Linked DNA regions of Homo sapiens: region 1 is linked to region 2. A link is an interaction called in ENCODE POLR2A ChIA-PET data of the cell type or tissue named here. Cell type or tissue: OCI-LY7. All regions are shown on one strand. Region 1 overlaps SH3KBP1 (SH3 domain containing kinase binding protein 1). Region 2 overlaps SH3KBP1 (SH3 domain containing kinase binding protein 1).

Evidence for each region. ChIA-PET counts read pairs that join two places held together with the same protein. Peaks named below come from ENCODE experiments on the same cell type or tissue, not always from the same donor. Only the 100,000 strongest peaks of a DNase experiment are listed, where the experiment ranks them.
Region 1: POLR2A ChIA-PET joins it to region 2 with 24 read pairs; 3 of 35 experiments call an interaction of 5 or more read pairs at or near these places.

The regions. Positions count from the first base shown.
Region 1 is chrX:19,836,632-19,844,631 of GRCh38, reverse strand. The region is part of intron 1 of SH3KBP1 (SH3 domain containing kinase binding protein 1); the gene reads left to right. Among named protein-coding and RNA genes, the nearest start is that of SH3KBP1, 47 kb to the left of the region's middle. RefSeq lists an enhancer at 4,416-4,465. In OCI-LY7, no CTCF peak of the experiment used is centred here; DNase peaks (open chromatin) are centred at 3,511 and 4,561; H3K4me3 peaks cover 1,767 bases; H3K27ac peaks cover 2,784 bases.
Region 2 is chrX:19,575,924-19,583,923 of GRCh38, reverse strand. All of the region lies in intron 12 of SH3KBP1 (SH3 domain containing kinase binding protein 1), which reads left to right. Among named protein-coding and RNA genes, the nearest start is that of MAP3K15, 64 kb to the right of the region's middle. In OCI-LY7, no CTCF peak of the experiment used is centred here; no DNase peak of the experiment used is centred here.

The DNA.
Region 1 (8,000 bases), 260 kb before region 2:
TCTTGTGAATGCTTTCCCATCCAGGCCCTGCATTTCATTCTGATCTTTGATTGAATGCCCCTCTGCTATATAGGCATTGGTTGTGGTGAAGGTAAGAGTGAAATCAAGACTGATCACAGTAACTTGAGAGGCCTGGACTAGTGGCGTATACTTGTTTTGTGGCCAACTGGTCATGTTGATCATCAGCTTTCTCTAGCCTTCAAGTTAAATAACAAGGCTCACATTTGTAACTGCATTTCTTTGAGTTGAATGGTAAGGTATAGTTCGAGGTCAGTACTTTGTAAGGACACTCCTGGTGTCGTATGGTGCACTCAGTCACCAACATTTATTGAGCACCTACTTTGTGCCAGACACCAGACGAGGAGGAGAGGGTGCTCAGATCTGCCCTTTAAGAGCTCCCATTCCAGGGTGTGTGTAGGGAGGGCATGTCGGGGAAGCCCTCACAGCATAGCATGATAATGACCTGCAAGACTAGCATCTGGCATTAATGGAGCAGCTTCTGTATACAGTTTACAGATATCACGTCTCACCCTTGCCACAGATCACCTTCTGATTTTAAACACAAAGAAAGTGGGCTCGAGCTAGGAATCTCACCCCATGTCACACAGCCAGTGAATGTCTAAGCTGGAATTTGCTCCCAGGCCTGCTGGGCTTTCTCCTACACCTCATGCTTAGAGGTGACAAGAGAGGAGAGATGGGCTGGGAGGCTCAGGTTCCTTGGGCCTTCGTGGAAAGCAGCAAGTGACAAGAGTATCCTTAATGGTGTCTGAGGCAGGCAATGGTGGGCCTTTCTTTCCTCTCACACAGCCGGGTTTGTTTTTTCTCTTCTTTCTTGATTCATCTCTTTTCTGCTTTCCCTGCTGCTCCCCAATTCTTTGAGCTGCTACTGGGCCTGCTACAGACATTGTTGAATCCTGCCAGAGGCCATCCAGCCACAGGTGTGCTGCCTCCTGCCCAGGGAGAGAGTTCAGGCCCAGGGACTGTCTGTCACTGGGGTCCGTGTTCTGAGCCTGTCTTTGTTGGGGAAGCTGATGTTCAGTTTTTAAGATGCAGGTCTTGGGAATTACCTGCTTGTTGGGTTGATGTCCCTTAGTGGTGTGTTTGTGAAGACACCAAAAGGAAAACGTGGCTGGTATGTAGGTCAGCTTTATTGTACGCGGAGATCCCCACAGTATCTGTGGCCTTGACCTGGGAAATTCAGACCCCCAAACCCTTCAGCCCTGACACTAATGGGAGGGCACTGGATGGTAAGAACTTGGCCTTGTGCAGACTTGCATAGAGAAGAGTCTGTGTGTATGTAAAGTTGATGTATGGCCAGGCATGGTGGCTCACGCTTGCAATCCCAGCACTTTGGGAGGCCGAGGTGGGTAGATCACCTGAGGTCAGGAGTTCGAGACCAGCCTGACCAACATGGTGAAACCCCTTCTCTACTAAAAAATACAAAAATTAGCTGGGCGTTGTGGCAGGTGCCTGTAATCCCAGCTACTCGGGAGGCTGAGGCAAGAGAATTGCTTGAACCTGGGAGGTGGAGGTTGCAGTGAGCCGAGATCACGCCATTGCACTCCAGCCCAGGGGACAAGAGCAAGACTCCGTCTCAAAAAAAAAAAAAAAAAAAAAAAAAAAGTTGATGCACGAGTATCTGTTACGGTTCTCTGGTTTTAAGTAAAAGAAACCAACTCTTCCTTAACTAAGGTAGCAAAAAGGATTTATCAGAAGGCATTGGGGTAGTTTATAGGGTGGAAGGAGAAGCTAGAGGATCAGGTCTGAGAAAGATGGCAACTGGGCAGCTTCAGGGATCTCACTTCTGAGAGCCCTGGTGGGGGAATCTGCTCCAGCCGTCTCCAGTGTTTGTCACATTGCTTTGATCACAGTTGGGTCCTATGTCATACATTGGCTGGCAGAGGGCAGGGCATGTTGATGGACAGTCCCATCAAACTATCTCATGGTGGAGGGGAAGTTCCCCCAAACAGTTCCCCTCCCTGCATGGGGAGTGTTCTCCTGCTAGGGCACAAACACAGTCTACCACCTCAATGACCGACAATCTACAATAATAAATTCTTAAATATATATTGTTTAGACTTTTAATTTTAATATTATTATTTTTTTGAGATGGATTCTTGCTCTGTCACCCAGGCTGGAGTGCAGTGGCATGATCTCAGCTCACTGCAACCTCTGCCTCTGGGGTTCAAGCTATTCTCCTGCCTCAGCCTCCTGAGTAGCTGGGATTACAGGCACGTGCCACCACACCCAGCTAATTTTTGTATTTTTAGTAGAGACAGGGTTTCACCATGTTGGTCAGACTGGTCTTGAACTCCTGACCTTGTGATCTGCCCGCCTCGGCCTCCCAAAGTGTTGGGATTACAGGCGTGAGCCACTGCGCCCGGCCAATTTTTATTTGTAAAAGCTGTACTGAGGTATAAAATTTCACCCATTTTAAGTGTACAGTTTAATACTTTTCAAGTAAATTTACAGCATCCTGTAACTCTCACCACAATTTAATTTGAGAATATTTCCGTCACCCCAAAAAGATTCTTCATACCCATCTGCAGTCCATCCCCATTCCCATCCCCGGCCCTAGGCAGCCACTGATTGGTTTTCTGTCTTTTTAGATTTGAACATAGTTTTTTTTTAAATATGTTCCTGACTGGTGTAACTTTTTCTGGGTATTCTGGAAACTATGTTATACATGAAAGAAAAAAAGAGCCCCCCCCCACCCCCCCGCCCGCATCAATGGTGTGAAAGTCTGTATCTCGCTGGTCTCAGGTTTCTCTGCTTTCTCTTTTAAATCCTTCCTTCTCTCCAGTGGACCATAATTTAGGAGAACGTAGCCCTGGGCTTGATGCTGCCATTATTTACCTCTCAATGTCTCTAAGCCTAAGTCATGGAACCTTCTAGGCCTCAGTTCCTCATTTGTAAAATTCAGGAAAAAAAAATAGACTAGATGATATCTGATGTTCTTTCCATCTCTAATGATCAGTACTCATGATCTTTTTTGGTGAAGTCTGTTTTGGCAAAAAATTACTTCTTGATTTTCTATGCCCTTCAGAGGACTGAAACAAAACACTAAAATTAAAAATTTATTCTTCAGAATTCACAGAACACAATAAGTGCAAAAGCAGTAAGTGTGTAACATTTCTACTTCTGAAATGATTAAAGCTTACTGCACTGAGACCTCTGTGACATTGTGTATATGTGTATACAGCGGAGGAAATTAATTGGAAACTTTCATTCTCCTTCATGCTTTCTGGTTTATTCAAATATTTATTGAAGCAGACAGGATGCTAGGTGAAGGATTTAGAATCCTGGCAAAGATAAGGGCTTTTCCCAGATGAAGGTTGCAGTCTAGTTGGGGTAAGTCAGTGTGAAATTATAGTGAGGTGAACTGGTCCTAGGAGACAGGAAGGACAGTGAGCAGAGGGAGGTAGGGAAGGACTGGGTCACAGAGCAGGGCCACGGATATACCACCGCCACCACCACCGCCATAGTGAGAAGCTGGCCCTGAGAAGCTGCTAGGCAGCTGGCTTAGCCAACCCACAGTTAAAAACCACCCATTTCGTCTTTGGGGGAGGAGACATTCCAGCAAGTTTGAAGGTAGAGATAGGGGAGGGTGAAGTGTTTTGCATTTCTAAGCAGATCTCTTATCTCCCCTGGCTCTATCTTTTTGTAACATGGGGTTAACTGTAGCATTGGTTTTTGCAGTGACTGTAGATGTAGCAAACTTGTGGAGGCTGGCCTTTTGGCACAGCACACAGCTGGAGGGTGGTATTTTTCTGACAGGGAGATGTTCTTAAGTTTTGTAATTTATGGTGTCTTTAAATATGGGATTTTGTTTACTGTTATCCTAATTACACCTCTGATGTATTTTATTTAGCTTAATGTTTTAATTTTCTGCTCATACCCAGAGGTAATTTCTCAAAGGGTACCACTTTAAAAAAATCATAGGTAATGTTTCATCCTTCCTGCAGTTACCTGCAGCCTCTCGAAGGCAAGGAAATGGGTTTTGGGGGCATAGACTTTCTTCTGGGCTCTTGTGATATAATTTTGGCTGTGTTTGTATCATCCAAGATCTTCACCACCTGTTTGCCAAGTATTATCCTAAACCATTCTGTTCTATAGAGACGTGATACAAGCCACATGTCATTTTAAATGTTCTAGTAGTCACATTAATAAAATTTTAAAAAGGTAAAATTAATTTGTATAATATATTTATTTAACCCAACAGATCTAAAACATCACTTCAACATGCAATTGATGTGAAAATAATGAGCTATTTCACATTATTTTTTTCTAAACAAGTCTTTGGAACTTGGGATGTATCTTATGGCACACGTCAGTTCAGACTAGCCACATTCCAAGTAGTCATTAGCCACATTTGCAGTGACACTGTATTGGACATCAAAGTTCTAAACCTTTCAAAGGCTTGCAGAGGGCACTGGAAAGAGCCCTTAGAGTGGGTAGGAGAGACATATCCTCATGATTTATGAGCTCTTAACAAAGCCACAGGTTTCCTCTTCTTAGAGAAACCTGATATGTAAAAAAAATTCATCTTGACAGGAAAGGTAAAGCAGGAAGTAATTATTCATGTTACAAAAGAATTAACCACAGGATCTTTTAAATAGCAAGCTCCCTTAGTGCACGGAAGAATATGACTCAATTTGCAAAATGTGATTGACACTTGACATTTTAGTAGCACCTTTGTTGGGCTGGGAACGGTCTATCATCATAAAATGCAAGCTGAGTGGTCAGTTGATCAAGTCTTTATTGAGCACCTACTGCATGTCATGGATGCTTATAGGGGCCCCAGCAGAACTAAGGGTGATCCATACCCAGAAGGCATTCAGGGGCTCACAGGGAAGACAAGACACAGCTTGGGATTGCCTCAGTGGCAGGGGCCAGAGAGGCCTTGGGTCTAGAAGAGCTTGGAAGGTGATGTGGAGGCAGTCAGGACCTAGCTGTGGCCAGAAGGCAAGGAGGCTGTGCATGATTACTTAAGTTTAAAGAAAGGGCAATGGCCAGGGTGGTCGCTCACGCCTGTAATCCCAGCACTTTGGGAGGCCAAGGCAGGCAGAACATTTGAAGTCAGCCTGACCAACACGGTGAAATCCTGTCTCTACAAACAATACAAAAATTAGCTGGGCATGGTGGTGTGCACCTGTAGTCCCAGCTACTTGGGAGGCTGAGGTGGGAGGAACACTTGAGCCTGGGAGACAGAGGTTGCAGTGAGCTGAGATGGTGCCACTGCACTCCAGCCTGGGCAACAGAGCCAGACCCTGTCTAAAAAAAAAAAAAAAATTTTGTTTTTTTTTTTTAGTATCTTCTTAATTATGTATAGATTGTGTACATATATTCCTGTACTAATTGAAGATCAAGAAAACCCCAGAGAAGCTCCTACGCTGTTATTATTAGGCTTAACAAACTTTTGAAACACATAAAATTGAGTATTGTATGACTTTAGACATTGGTGGAAAAATGAAGACATTTTCTTCATGGTTCAGGTACATAGTTTTAAAATATCTTGCTAATCCTGATGGTTCCACACTTACACCAATGTCAGGGGTGGAAAGAAACCCATATTATGAATGATCTTGATAACTGAGTGTTTGGGGGCCATCTCCCCGTAAGATCTGATGTGTCTTCCCCATGTGGTGGGCAAAGAGCTCCCAGCAGAAGCTGAAGTGGCAACTCTATCATTTTCTTTCTTTCTTTTTTTCCTTTTCTTTTTTTCTTTTTTTTTTTTTTTTTTTTGAGACAAAGTTTCGCTCTTTTCCCCAGGCTGGAGTACAGCGGCATGATCTTGGCTCACCGCAACCTCCGCCTTCCGGTTTCAAGCGATTCTCCTGCCTCAGCCTCCAGAGTAGCTGGGATTACAAGCACCCACCACCAAGCCCAGCTAATTTTTGTATTTTTAGTAGAGACAGGGCTTCATCATGTTGGCTAGGTAGGTCTCAAACTCCTGACCTTGTGATCCGCCGGCCTTGGCCTCCCAAAGTGCTGGGATTACAGGCATGAGCCACCGTGCCCGGCCAGCTCTCCCATTTTCTTGGCACTTGGCCTCGTGTTGTCTACAGCTCCTACTTTCTTTACACAGATCTTTTCAAGCAGCTGACCCACTTTGTGAGGGTGATTTCAGCAAGAAGGGGTCATAGCCATAAGGAGGCTGTACCAGGAGGCACCAGAGAACTGCAGGGCACCCCATGGTGGGGACACAGTCAAACCATATCAGATGGGAATTATTAGCTTTGACATACAACTGAGACCTAGAGAAGTTAGCATCACATGGAATGCTGGTGCTTGCTCTGGTGGTACTCCTTGATTCCACTGTCCCTCTGGCTGCTTCCTGCCCCTTAAAGGATCCCTGACTGTGTGTCCTGGAGACTGGGTGAAGGAACCTGTGTCATTCTGTCAATGGAACAATAGAGAAGTTGAATTATTACTTTTTTAAAGTTAAAACAAAATGAATAGACATTGTAATTTTTTTCTCCCATCATCTCAATGGATGCTTAAAACCTATCTCAGTGTATTGAAGTTGGTTTGTTGTTGTTGTTGTTGTTGTTGTTGTTGTTGTTGTTGTTTTACTCATTTGTGCTTTTTGTCTCCTATTTAAGAAATCTTTGCCAAACCTAAGGTCATTAAGATTTTCTCCTATCCATTCTTATAAAAAGTTTTACAATTTTAGCTCTTACACTTAGGTCTGTGAACTATTTTGAGTTAATTTTAGCATATGCATGCTTTACAGAGCTCATTTAACTTTTCCTCTTCCATTATTTTATCATAATTTCTGAATTGCTAATTTACCACTGGGGATTTATCTAATTTTTGCTATCCTTGTATTCATTCATTTGCCATTCATTCATTCATTCATACGGATCTGCAAATAAAAAAGGAAAAGGTGGCTGGGCACGGTGGCTCATGCCTGTAATTCCAGCACTTTGGGAAGCCGAGGCGGGCAGATCATCTGAGGTCAGGAGTTCAAGACCAGCCTGGCCAACATGGTGAAACCCCGTCTCTACTAAAAATACAAAAATTAGCTGGGTGGGGTGGCATGCATTCAAGGAGAATCGCTTGAACGTGGGAGGTGGAGGTTGCAGTAAGCTGAGATTGCGCCACTGCAGTCCAGCCTGGGTGACAGAGTGAGACTCCATCTCAAAAAAAAAAAAAAAAAAAAAAAAGTGTTATGAAATTGGTTCATATTGAGGTGGTCATGAGGAGAAGTCCAGTCTAAATGAATTGCATAAGTTAACTAATTTTTGGATTGGTTAATGCTGCTAATTTGCATTGGCACTTTGTCAGTGAGAAGACCCACCTTTCTTACCTGTTGCCTTTGCTCATTACCAAGTATGAGAGATTTTCATAGATCAGGAAAACAATGTAACATGGAATTGATGCGTAAGAGCTCATCTGTTGAGAGGGCAGTTGTGGTTCTGATGTAGGCGGTCTGAGACATTGGCTTGGCCAGCCAGGCCCTCTATGCCACCTGTCTTTACACGTGTTGTTGCTGCAAGATGGGTGTTACCTCTGTCGGATGGTGTATTAGTCTGTTCTTGTGCTGCTAATAAAGACATACCCAAGATTGGGTAATTTATAAAGGAAAGAGGTTTAATTGACTCAGTTCAGTATGGCTGGGGAGGCCTCAGGAAACTTAACAATCATGACAGAAGGGAAAGCAAACACATCCTTCTTCACATGGTGGCAGGAAGGAGAAATGCCAAACAAAAGGGGGAAAAGTCCCTTATAAAACCATCAGATCTCATGAGAACTCACTCACTATCACAAGAAAAGCATGAGAGTAACTGCCCTCATAGTTCAATTACCTCCCACTGGGTCCCTCCTACAACACTTGGGGATTATGGGAACTACAATTCAAGGTGAGATTTGGGTGGGGACACAGCCAAACCATATCAGATGGGGATTATTAGCTTTGACATTTTGTACAACTGAGACCCAGAGAGGTTAGCATCACATAGTATTGGCGGGGGATGGGAGACCCAGAAGTCAAACCG
Region 2 (8,000 bases):
TATATTTATATATTTAGAAATATATAAACATATACCATTGATATATAAATATATGTTAACAAATATATACATATGTGTTAATAAATATATTAGTATATTAATATAGTTATAAGTATACATAAATAATATATATTATTAATAGCACCATAATTATTAATAATTATAATAATACTATAATTAGTAATTATATTAGTCCTGGTCAGACCCAGGTGTTCCAGTTCACAGTTTTTAGGAATTATATCTAGGAAAACCACAGTGACATCAGTCAGCAGTCTGTGTTCAGCCTGAGCAAGTGGAAACGCACATGAAGGCTCTTACAGTGATCGCTCCCTTCCTCAGATAGTAATATACTTGACCTTTAGTAAGAATGTTCTCCCCACTTCTAGAAAGTAAGTTCATGTGGAATTTCAACAGGAAGAAAAGACTTTCAAAAATGTAATACCAGCATTGATTTAAAAATTCAATGGTGGGCTGGGCACGCTGGCTCATGCCTGTAATCCCAGCACTTTGGGAGGCCTAGGCAAGTGGATCACCTGAGGTCAGGAGTTTGAGACCAGCCTGGCCAACATGGTGAAACCCTGTCTCTACTAAAAATACAAAAAATTAGCCAGGCTTGGTGGCGGGTGCCTGTAATCCCAGCTACTCAGGAGGCTGAGGCGGGAGAATCGCTTGAACCCGGGAGGCAGAGGTTGCAGCGAGCCAAGATTGCACCATTGCTCTCCAGCCTGGGCAACAAGAGTGAAACTGCGTCTCAAAAATAATAATAATAATAATAATAATAATAATAATAATAATAATGTGTATTAGCAATTGAATAAAAATGGGTTCCTCTGTGAAAAGAGTTCCTGAGACTTGGGAGAAGAGTCCAAAAGAAGAAAAAGAAAAACCCAAGGAAATGCTGGAGAGAGGCAGGCTGCCCTTAGCTCTAGTAATTGCATGCAGTGGAAGGCAGCAAGCAAGAAACCTGAGGGGCAGGGCAGGTGTGTACCCTCAAAAGGAAATAATTCTGATAGGGCAAGAGATAGAAGCAGCCTGACCAGTCCAAAGCAGGCTTGTTAATCCTCCCAAACTCAGACATCCCAAGGCATAAGGATTAGTCATTTTCTTCCCAAAGAATAGAGAAGCTAGAGCAGGACCTTCACTGTGAGTTGGGGAGCTTTGCCTGTCTCCCGCTGTAGCACATGCTCTCTGAGTGGCCAGGGGCAGGTGTCAGGGAGCCTTGAGTTAGAGATGTGGGGAGAAGGTCTGGGATGAAGGAGAGGAAGTGAGGCCAGCAAGGATGGAGTGGGAGCAGGGCAAAGTTGATGGCTGGAAGGAAGCACAGGAGATGGTGATCAGAAAGGGGAGGTTGGTGCTTACAACCTTGGAGGTGGGTTTGTTTGGAAGATGAAAACATTCGCAATGGTTGTGGCCACAAATGTGGGTGACTGAAGATGAATGAATGAAGGTCATAGAACTGAAGATACCGAGGAAGGAGGGGCCGGAGTTGGGGATGGATCACCCACGCGGCCACCATAGGCTCAGGAAGATGGCAAGAGCTGGAGTCAGGGAGGCCAGTGTTCTACAAGCCAGTGTCCTCCCATGGGTGCTGGTGTGTTCTGGGAGTTGATGATAGTGACAAGAGGGTTTGACAGTGTGGTAGCAGGTGGTGTGAGCCTGCTGGCTCTATCCTCTGTCGGGCAGAGCAGAATTAACAGCTTTTGCTTTGGCCGGTGGCTGAGAATGTCAGGATGGAAGCGGACCATTCAATGAGAAGGGTCCAGATATGGGGGAGTTGGTTGCTATGAATCAGACATCCCAGAGGTCACTGTCCATTGACTTTACATGTGGAAACATGTGCCCAGGAATTGCTTTCGAAGATAGGCAGTTGGATGATGGACACCAGGATGTGGGTAGGAGGCCCAGTGACTTTCCAGACCTATGCCACTTGGAGATGACCTATTGCTTTAAATGTTAAACATACCATGTGGACTTCTTGTGAAGAGCTGGAGGCTATACTGAGAGAATTGGAGCATAGGATAAGGGGAGGGGCAGCACGCAGTGGAATCGCTTTTTTTTTTTTTTTTTTTTAAACCTGTAGTGATGCTGGAGCACTGGATTTCAGAGAAACACTGGGAGTTAAGTGACTGATGAGTTCTGAAGCATTTTAGCTTGAGGCAAAGATTAAGTAAACATTTATATGCCAAACATCAACTAAGTGCATAGGGAAGGGCAGATGTCTCTCTTGGGACCAACTTAAGAGCATGGAAGTTAATTTTTTCTTTAAATTTACCAAGGCATCTTGGCTTAAGACCTTGGGGTTATGATGTAGCAGGAAATAAGCTTCCAGGTACTGATCACTCCGTGAGGTGTCCAACTCCCATGCCCACCAAAAGAAAGCATTAGAAAAGACCTCTTTGCTTTTATTAGGCATAAACTAATCAATCCATTAATCAAAAAAGAGGACGAGAAAGCTAGTGAGTGTGTGCAATGTTCCCTAAGTCAGCAGGTAAACTGAATACTTGGATGCTTAGCCCATCATTTTGAATTGGGATTACTCAGGTGTTGTGAATTTCTTTCTAAAGATTCCTAGTGATTCCTTGTGTGATTTTTGTGTGTTTCCCTCCTTTAATACAAATCAGGATGAAGACTTATCTTTGGAGAATTCAGGAGAGAAGTCTTGGCTAGAAATTACAGAGGTTGGCTTGGTGCAGTGGCTCACATGTGTAATCCCGGTGCTTTGAGAGGCAGAGGCAGGAGGATCACTTAAGGCCAGGAGTTCTAGACTAGCCTAGGCAACATAGAGATCTCTACAAAGTTTTAAAATTAGCCATGCATGGTGTTGCATGTCTGTAGTCCCAGCTACTTGAGAGGTTGAGGTGGGAGGATCACTTGAGCCTGGGAGTTCAAGGCCATAGTGAGCAATGATTGCACCACTACACACCGTCCATCCTGGGTGACAGAGTGAAGCCCTGTCTCTAAATAATTAAAAAGAGAAAAAAAAGCAATTACAGAGGTGGATGCCATTGGCTTATAGATGGTAGTTACAAGCATGGAATAGATATGACCACTGCAGGAGATTACGGAGAACAGGAGGAGGAAAGAGTAGAGACAGCAGCAGGGAAAATCACTGCGTACAGGGTGGAGGAAGGCCTAGGAGCCATCCAAAAGGGTAGGAGGAGTGTGATGTCATGGAAGCTAGAAGGAGGAAGTGTGGAGCAACTACTGATCAGCAGTGCTCACACCTGGGCGTGCATCCGAATCACGGGTGTTTAGGGGTGCTTGTTGAAACACAGATTGCTGGCACCCCAGGTTTCTAACTCAGTAGGTCTGAATTAAGGCCTGAGAATTTGCATTTCTCCCAAGCTCCCAGTGCTGCTGCTGCTGCTGCTACTGGTCAGGGGACCACATTGTGAGAACCACTGCCATCTCGAGAGCCAGGGACACCCAGGCTTTGCTCATTAGTTGGCCCTTGGTGATCCCAGTCGAGCAATTTCCATGCAACAGTTGTGGGCAGGAGACAGATTTGGGGTGAGTTGAAGAGAGAATGGGCAAGCGGCCAAGCGTGGGTAGACTTGTCTTGTGAGAAATTGGCTATGGAAAAAAGATGGAGAATGGGTGCTAGATATAGATTCAGGAAGGAAAGAAAATTTGTGTGTGTGTATATGTGTGTATGTGTATGTATGATTCATTTGTTTGTTTCAAATACTCGTTAAGTGCCTACCTTTGCCCTGGCCCTCTTCTAGGTAGTAGTTAACTATGGTAACCAGGCCCACCCACTGCTTGCTTGGGCTTTGGGGCCAGGCACACTGGGGTTGAAACCCCAACCCTCTTCTTAGATACCCTGTGACTTCGTGCAAGGTGCTCACCACCTTGAGTCTCACTCAGTTCCCTCCCCTGCAAAATGACACCACAAGGCCTACCTTGCTCAGGTGTGGAGAGTTTAAACAAACTGCTCCACCTCAGGGGCCTAGCTCATTGCCTGGCAACTTGAGAGGCACTTACTAAATCTGTGACCTCCATGGGGGAGGGGTTCCTGCATCAGGCTCTGGGGCCCCAAGGGAGTGGAAAAGTGAACATCCTCCGGGTGGAAGCATGAGTGGCCTCCCCCAGCTGCAGCAAGAGCCAGGACCCAGGGAAGGCCAGCAACTGATGGAAGGTAGTCCCATAGGTCACAGGCATGGGGGGAAGTACCTTGTCATACTTTAGGGACATCTGCATGATTTGCTGACCTCATTCCACTTGTACATATTATCTTCTCTCACTCTCTTTCCTTCCTCCCACACATAAAGTGAATCAACCATAGTGATGGGATTTAGCCTCAGCCCAGGCTGAGTCACATGGATTTTCCTGCCACTGATGGCCAGAATCAGGCAGTGAAACAGTAGGAAATGTTAACACCTCACGCATGCTTTGTACTAATTGGTTTCTAGAATGTGTTTTCCATGGGCTATGTCTTTGAGTAGTACGGTTCCTCCACACGGCACCCTGCAAACTTTTCTCACAGTCACATGATGATGAATTCTCGTTCCTCCAGACACTGCCCAAGATGGGGGCTCAGCATCCTTAAAGCCCCTTGCGCCTCTTTGAGATGTCAAGCTGTGGGTTTGCAGGCGACGTCTATGGATGTCATCATCCTTGTGCCATAGTGGATTGCAGGGCTTGTCAGGCCCTGGATGGGCTCTGGAGAGAGGCCTGCTTCCAGATATATTTGCAGAGTCTGCACAATGAACAGGAATTTGGAGGGGAATTGAGTGAGCACTTTCCCATCACCTTCCAGCGTGTCTTCACCATCTATAAATAGCCCAGCTTGTTTGTGCTTATCCAGACAAGGACGCACGATGCAAAGGGAGAGCTGCCAGGAAAACCACTCTGGTTTCTGCTTCTTGTGCCCCTGGCCTCCCTCTGCTTGTCCCACATTTAAATGGTACCACTTTTTCAGTCCAAAAGTTCCTGTGATTCCTGGGACATTTTTGGCTACCAGGTGAGTATGTGGGGACTCATAGCAGATAACAGCAGAACCTTTGGATTTGGATTTCTGGGAAAGGGAGGGAGGCTCCTCCTGCCCTCCATCTGAGGAGCAAAGGAAACTGGGATTACTGATACTCCCATTTTGTCCTTTCCTGATGGAAGGATCCAAGTTCCATGAGCAGTAACATCCCTCCTGGGGCAGAATGCTTCTGAAGGACTGGCTTTGCATCTGCTATCTTCACAGATGGGCAGGGCCCTCTTGTTGCTGTTCATTTGAGAGAAAAACATCTCTTGGAGCATAAAACCTGTGCACACGGATGCTCACTTACATTATTGCCATCCCAAATGTGGTAGGAAAAGATTGGACTGGCTTGGCATGAGGAACTTTCCATCTGGTTCCAGCTCTGCCACCAATCAACTAGGTGGCCTTGGGTATATCACTCCCCACTCTCAGAGCACAGGACCTCTGTCTGTAATAAAATGGGGGCTTCAGCTGGGTAGTCTCTACTCACCTTTAACAATCAGAGCTGAAGTCTGAGATGTTATAAGTAGGCAGCCAGGAGAGCAGGAAGGGAGCGCTTACTTGCGTTGGCCTTGTATCCTCAGGCACCCGACTGGACAGGGCCACAGAGGTAAACAATGAGATGCAGTAGTTTTACACTAGGAGGGAGTGATAAGCAAGGTTGCAGAGTTGGAGAAAGAAAGAAGATAGGTTCTCAGGTGACAGGTGCTCCAAAATCCCAGACTTCACTGCTGTACAATTCATCCACGTAACCAAAAATCACGTGTACCCCAAAAGCTATTGAAATAAAGTAAAAAGTTGTCATAAAAAAAGAAGATAGGATAATTCGAGTGGTTTCTCTAGGATCTGCACATTTGACATCCATTATCATCTGTTCCCAATGCAATGAAAAGTGATGAACAATAGAGGATGTGTGGTGTGTGCCTCAGTGGTTTCCTAAGCACAGGCAATGGGGCGTTTCTATTTCTTTTCCTTTCCTTTTCTTCCCAGCTTTCTTTCCTCCTTGTCAAATTTTGTAGGCAGTTGAAGCCCAAACACTCGTACCTCCTTTCTGGGGCACGGGGTGGCGGCGGAGAGGGGTGTGTTGCTGCCAAAAAGAGTCACCATATGGACTTGGACTCTGGTTCAGTAGCAATCGGTAGATTTGCTCTTTCTTCTTTCATCCTTGCTCACCTCCAAAAGGTTTGTGGGTTCTTTTTGGTATTTTTTTTTTTGTGGCTGCTGTTAGTGCTACTGCTAATTTACTTGTTTGTTTGCTTGCCTTGGCTTCCTGTGCACTTCAACACCTTGTCTGTACCACATGTCTTGGCTTAACTGTCCCAACGCAGGCTAAATTGGGCCATGCCACTGGCTGAGTTCATGGTCTCGAGAGATGCACATGGTGCATCTTCCACATTGCCGTCTGTGCACGAGCCCCATCTTATATCTTGAGTCTGAGTGGGAAGAACAGGCCCCTCTGGATAGGTCGAGTGCATGATTTTTGTTTATTAGTAGTACTTTTAAACTGAGAGAGGCAAAGGTAATTTACTTAGCTGGCAGTGAGCCGGGGTGACACAGGCTGCCTGGCGTCCTTGATAACTCACTGTCTCCAAGGCCAGATCCCCAGCCTGGAAGACCAGAAGGCTGACTAAAGCAGCTTCGAGAAGGAGTCAAGAGCTTGGGCTCTGGAGTTGGACTTAATAGGCCCAATTCTAGACCCTGCCACTTTACTGCTTTTATGACCCTTAATCAGCAAGTGACTTAATTTCACTGAGCCCCAGTTTCCTTATCTACGTAATGAAAACAAGGTTGTCACAGGTGGGGTTCTCTAGAAGGCATACCCTGAGCCAGCATTTAACATGAAGATATGTTTTAGAGTTCAATACCTATGAAGCAAAAAGGAAGAAGGATTGGGCAGAGGGAGAAGTCATGATGTGATACTGGCTCAAAAAGCCTTGGCCAAATTCGTGGAAAGTTTTGGAGCCAAAATGGCCCATCTGAGTCATCCCATGTTGGGCTGAGATGGCTGAGACTTTGATACCATGGGGTGTGGGCTGCCCTGGAGGGGAGGGAGTGCCTTGGCTGAGGAGGCTCTCTGCAGCTGAGATGGTCCCTGGAATAGCTGACAACTGGCAGCTGCCTGCTGACAGCACTCCCAGCAGGCAGTAGGGGCAATGAGCCCTTCACTCAAGGGGCTGCGCATAGTAGGTACCTCAAGGGGTGGTTGTGAGGATTGAGTATTTAAAGCATGCCTGTAATCCCAGTGACTTGGGAGGCTGAGGCTGGAGGACTGCTGGAGGCCAGGAGTTTAAAACCAGTCTGGGCAATATAGTGAGAGCCCCATCTCTACAAAAATTTTTTTTAAATTAGCCATGCATGGTAGCATGTACCTGTAATCCCAGCTACACAGGAGACTGAGGCAGGAGGATCACTCGAGTCCAGGAATTCGAGGCTACAGTGAGCTGTGATCATGCCACTGCACTCCAGCCTGGGCAACAGAGTGAGACTTTCTTTCTTTTCTTTTCTTTTTTTTTTAAGTGCTTATTCTAGTGCCTGGCACATGGTAGGCATTCAGTAAACAGTAGCTGTTGCTGTTGTTTCTTTTTTCTTTTTCTTTTTTCATTCTCAAAGGGGGTGAGCTGCTGTTATTTCTATGGGATCATAGGTTCTACTTATACCTGGTGTGGTGCTTGGGCTCGTCAGTCTCTTCTCTGTGATTTAGGTTCCTGCTTTAGTAAAACAAGGAGACTTTTAGCCAGTACTTGCCTATCCAAGTCATGTGTCCTAAGTGTCCATAACGAAAACTGCTAGGTAAAATATAAGAACATTGCATTACTTTGATTTAAAAATCAGAAACAAGTAAGGGCAACTTTCTTCTGATGTCTTTGGATATATGGTAGTATCTCCTGACTTCTCTTATGTTCTCCTTTTAGTTAACAGCTGTAGGCATAGAAACTCACCAGACAGAAACACTTGCAGGAGCTTGCAAATTACAAAAGGATGGGCTTTTTCCTTTTTCTCTGAATTTAATAACATCCCTTTTGCCAAA